2 separate regions of the Mus musculus genome follow, and region 1 is linked to region 2. A link is a loop called in an ENCODE intact Hi-C map of the cell type or tissue named here. Cell type or tissue: heart. All regions are shown on one strand.

Evidence for each region. Peaks named below come from ENCODE experiments on the same cell type or tissue, not always from the same donor. Only the 100,000 strongest peaks of a DNase experiment are listed, where the experiment ranks them.
Region 1: it touches region 2 in a loop (2.3-fold over the local background); 1 of 42 quality-filtered maps calls a loop at or near these places.

Annotation. Positions count from the first base shown.
Region 1 is chr17:5,974,289-5,976,788 of GRCm38, reverse strand. Synj2 (synaptojanin 2) reads right to left here. Exons shown (of 27, transcript NM_001113353.2): 2 at 908-994. It overlaps Gm52312 (a long non-coding RNA gene), which reads left to right. Exons shown (of 3, transcript XR_003952387.1): 2 at 429-661. Among named protein-coding and RNA genes, the nearest start is that of Gm52312, 1.8 kb to the left of the region's middle. In heart, a CTCF peak has its summit at 1,289; a DNase peak (open chromatin) is centred at 998; H3K4me3 peaks cover 855 bases; H3K27ac peaks cover 1,613 bases.
Region 2 is chr17:5,797,439-5,799,938 of GRCm38, reverse strand. It overlaps 3300005D01Rik (RIKEN cDNA 3300005D01 gene), which reads right to left and starts at 1,282. Exons shown (of 3, transcript NR_045081.1): 1 at 1,179-1,282. In heart, no CTCF peak of the experiment used is centred here; a DNase peak (open chromatin) is centred at 1,278; H3K27ac peaks cover 743 bases.

The sequences.
Region 1 (2,500 bases), 180 kb before region 2:
GGGAAAAAACATGCCGCCACAGAAACGGCCCAGAAAAGTATTGGCAAGCATATCAACGCTGTTTGGCCAGCCCTGAAACCTTGTCCAAACAGAGGCTCTGTGCTGCACAGTTTTAACCTGCCCAGTTCAGGAAAAGCCCCCAAGGCCTGAAGTTGGAAATTTCCCAGCCGTTCCCATCAGGAAAGTGACCTGTGCCCTGGCCTTGGCTGGAAAGGCCAGTGGACTCCACAACCTGGCCTTTCATGATAGGTGGGACTGCCCTATCAGGCTCTCCTCGCTGGGAGGAAGCAGAAGGTGGCTGCAGAGCTCTTGCAGAGGTGGCCGCCACTGGCTCAGGGCAAGCAGAGCTGCCTACTTCTTCCTGTGTGTTCTCTCTGTCGTCAGACCCATTTGGACACAGTTCCCTTCTCTCTCTCACTCCCACACAGAGTGTCGCAGCTTTTCTTTCTCTCCTGGCCACCAACCCCCCAGGCCCGCCCTTCCTCTCTGATACACCTGGGATGTCCAGCGATGCTGCTTCAGGTCATGGTTTAAGCCCTGGTCCAGGTCTACTGACCGGGCAAACCTAAGACGGTGGCAGATGCCTGAAAACCACACACATCACCATAGCAGAAGCCCCGACCACCTCGGAAAAACTTAGGCTGGGAAAGCAACAACACAGGTAAACTTCCTGGCACCCAGGGCTGGAAGTCATGCCCTTCTCTGCCCGAGATTGGCGATTATCAAGTTCCTGCCCACACCCTCTCCTCCCCATAGAGAAACAGGCTGAAAAATACAGAGTGACATCTTCAGAAATGAAAGTGTCTAACACAGACTAGACTATCTAGCTGGATGGGCTGCCCAGGCTAACACCAGGGACGGCCCACAGTGGGCGTGGAGGCCAGACTGCCGAGCCATAGTTACTCACCGGATTGTAACCTCAGCTCCCCGAGGCAGCCATAGGCATCCGTCAGCTTGCTATACAGTCCTTTAATGACTTCCTTCTCTTCCGGAGCTGGGGGGGAAAACACATCAGAGAGACATCAGCAAGCGAGTGGCTCCGTTCATGCTGGTTCATTCACACTGTGCTTGCCAATCTGGCTCACACCCACGCGAAAAAGGAAACGCAGACAATAGCTCGGCCCACAGACATCATGTGTATGGGTTTTAGGATCCAAGATTCACAGCAAGGATTTAGACCTTCCCACAGAACGCTGGCTCTCTGGAAATGCTGGAAGCTTCCTGGGTACGGAGTGGGGGTGGGGTAGCTGGAGAAGGTGCGGGGAGCCCTAGCGGTGCTGAGGCACTTTGGGTCTGGCCTGTTACATCACTCTTCCTTGCACGCACACACTGGAACAGGGTGAGGTCTCATAACCCACAAGCGAGGATTTTCTTCCTAGGTGTCAGCCACAGGAGCTCTATCTGGGAGATCCCCAGGACACTTTTACTAGGGGCCATCAGAGCACAGGGGTTGAGTGACTCAGGGTGGAGACAAACGGGCACCACCAAGCTGCGGACCTTCCTTACTGGTTGACTAGCAACAATGTTAGCGCCTAAGCAAAGGCCCAGCCTGGCTTAGTGCTGAGCAAGAGGGAAGGTGCATCAGCAAGCCTGCTGGTATGCCGTAGGCAGCACCTGGGCTTCAGCAGTGGGAGCAGGCTTAGGGACCATTTCTCATTTTCTTTCTTTCTTTCTTTTTTCTTTCTTTCTTTCTTTTTTTTTTTGGTTTTCAAGACAGGGTTTCTCTGTAGCCCTGGCTGTCCTGGAACTCACTTTGTAGACCACTGCACTGAGAACAAAATACAAACCCTAATCCTAGTGACAACACTATACTAGGGGGAAAAAAAAAGAAATCACAAAAGACCTCACAAATAGCCCAGGTGTATAGCCCTGGCTGTCCTGGAACTTACTTTGTAGACCACTGCACTGAGAACAAAATACAAACCCTAATCCTAGTGACAACACTATACTAGGGGAAAAAAAAAGAAATCACAAAAGACCTCACAAATAGCCCAGGTGTATAGGCTAACTGTACTCCTGGTGAGCAGGTGAACGTTGAGAGGTAGCGAGCAGATTCCTGGTTGGCGGGGGCTGAGAGTGGATGAAGGAGCGTGCCTTAATAGGGTCTCCTTTAAAGGGGGCCAAAATACTTTAAAATTAGATTGTGATGATGGTTAAGACAATCCTGTAAATACTAAAATGCTTAAAAGAAACATGGAACTATATAATTTCTGAGATCAATTATGTGGAATGTGAATTACATGTCCATAAAGCTGGTATAAAAATCAACAGCAAACTAAGATGACAGAGAACACCAATTTTACTGGATTCTAGGTATTAAAGTATTGAAAAAAATTGTAGGGTTCTTTTTTATTGTGTGTGTCTTGTATGTATATATATATATATATATATACACATACATACGTGTGTGTGTGTTGCCACCCCTGGAACTGAAGTTATGGGTGGTTGTGAGCCACCATGTGGGTGCTGGGAACTGCTGGGAACAGTCGTTATAAGAGCA
Region 2 (2,500 bases):
TGAGAGAAGCCCTCCTCGTCTGGGAATGGGGCACTGAGTGCCTCTCCTGCTGCCTTTCGCCCTCATCCAAGTGCAGTATAGGCGACCAGCTACCAGCTAGACTTCTAATCCAGCTCTGGATTTCTTCTGGGCCTAGGGTCCAGCCCTCAGTGTCAAGCCAGGAAGCTGGAATCCATTTCCTCTGTGACACAAAGCTGGATCCCATACCTAGGCAGTTCTTTAGAGCCACAACACCAGCACGCCAAGTAGAGAACGAACGATCTCTGCTCGACCTACCCACGATCAGCGTTGACAGACAGATTATGACCAGTACTACTGTGGGCCAGACTTGAATTGTTGGCTACGTCCCATGGGGAGGACAGGGTTGGGGTGGGAGTGGGTGGGGACGGTGTCATCCTGTGACTCCATTTCAGTGGTATCCTGGCACCGAGAGCCAGATGTCTGGAAAGAAAGGACTCTGGACTGTACATTTGCTGATTCTCATGGAATGAACACTCTTACCAAAGCCATTTTTGAGCCTTCCCCGTATCAACGAGTGAGTCAGGAAGCTGCCCAGTAGCTCATGGTTATATAGCATTCCCTATACACAGCTAGAAAGTATGTGAATGACCTGGGCAGCATCAGTAATAAGAAATCATACTTAATAAGTGACATAACTAGCTTGTTTATTACCCTTCTTTTTAGCATAACTTATCCATTTTGTAAATTTATGTCATCTAACTTGTAATAATGGCTATGTCATTAACCAGCTTACAGACTTCCTGAACCATCAATTCGGGTCCTCTGGAGACTATTTGGGTCATTTTCAGCACAGCAGCTGGGCTCGTTGCTTGGCCCCATCTTTCCTAGAATTCAGCGGCATTTCACTCACGGATCTCAGGGGTCCTGCCAGCCAGTGGTGCCACTGCTCATTCTTTTGATACATATGACAGCTAAGTTTCAGTCCTTATTCTGTTTGACTTCTCAGGGAGCAGGACTGCCCTCCCACTACCCGATTTTTAATACTATACAATTCTACCATTTTGTTTTGTCTTTGACAGCTCTTCCAAACTTTTGTTCCTCTATCAGTCCCTTACCGATGGTGTCTCTCAGGACACGGACAGGATTTTTTCTGGTTTTCTGTTCTCCTTTCTCTAAATCCACGTGTCCGGGATCCGTACTTCTAGTGCCCATCTCACCTTTGAACTCCAGTTGTGCATGTGCAGCTTGCTGCTGCATGGCGGCCCCTGCTAGCTCGCTCGCTCTTTATCACTTCCTCATCAGGAACTCCAGTCACCCACGTGCAGCTTCCTGCTGCATGGCGGCCCCTCCCGGCTCATTCTTTATCACTTCCTTGTCCATGCTTGAGTGGCTGCAGCCCCTGAGTGCTCAACACCTAATTGGTGATAGCACAGCACTAATAAGCTGCAGACTCACCACTGAAGCTCACTGAGGGTAAATGATGTCACCCTCTGCCTGGTGACACAGGCCAGAATCTTTGAGTCATCCCTGGATCGCACCTCTGCCACTCATTGATGCCTTCCTTGTCCATCTGCTTCTAGCCTGGCTCAGCAACCAGAAGCCCCAAGTGCCCTCTCTATTCCTCAGACCCGCGGAATTTGAATCCATCCTCCCTCCACACTGCTGGGAGGAAGGTTCGGAAGCCACATTTCTGATGTTGCCACTTCCTCTTAGCTTTCCAAATGACATCTGTGCTTCTCAGCAGGTAACCTAGCACCTGTCCGTTTCTTAAAGGCATTCTTGTCACCAGCGTCCTCAGACCTGAGCTTTTGCCACAGGGACCTGTCAGTTTCAGAACTCCAATGCTAGTGCTGTTCTGTGGACTTGGAATCCTTTCACGCCATGCAGCCAAGACCATTCACTCCTTCACTGATTTGGATGTTTTGTTTGTTTGTTGTTTGTTTGTTTGAGACAGGGTTTCTCTGTATCCCTGGCTGTCCTAGAACTCACTTTGTAGATCAGGCTGGCCTCAAACTCATAAAAATAAGCCTACCTCTGCCTCCTGAATGCTGGGATTAAAGGCATACATCACCATGCCTGGCCTAAATTGGCCTTTATAAAACTTAGTTCAGAGGCTACTTTACCAGGATAGCTGTGTAGGTAGGAACCAAGACAGCATAGAGGTTAAGTGTGTGTGTGTGTGTGTGTGTGTGTGTTTGTGTGTGTGTGTGTGTGTGTGTGTGTGTGTAAATGCCTCATTTGATTGTCCTGTAGGCATGTCTGTGGGACATTTTCTTGATTAATGGTCAATGGTGGGTTTGGGGAAGGGCTGCCCATTGTGGGTTGTGGACGCTGCCACCCTGCACTGGTGGTCCTGGCTGTATAGGAAAGCAAGCTATGTAAGCAAGCCATGGTCTTTCTGTTTCAGTTCCTGCCTCCAGCTTCCTGCCCTGAGCGCCTGCTGTGACTTCCTTCACGCTGAACTCTAACCTGTAAGACAGACTACAGTTGACCTTTTCCCCCCTCCAGAGTGGTTTTTGGCCATGGTCTTCATCAGAAC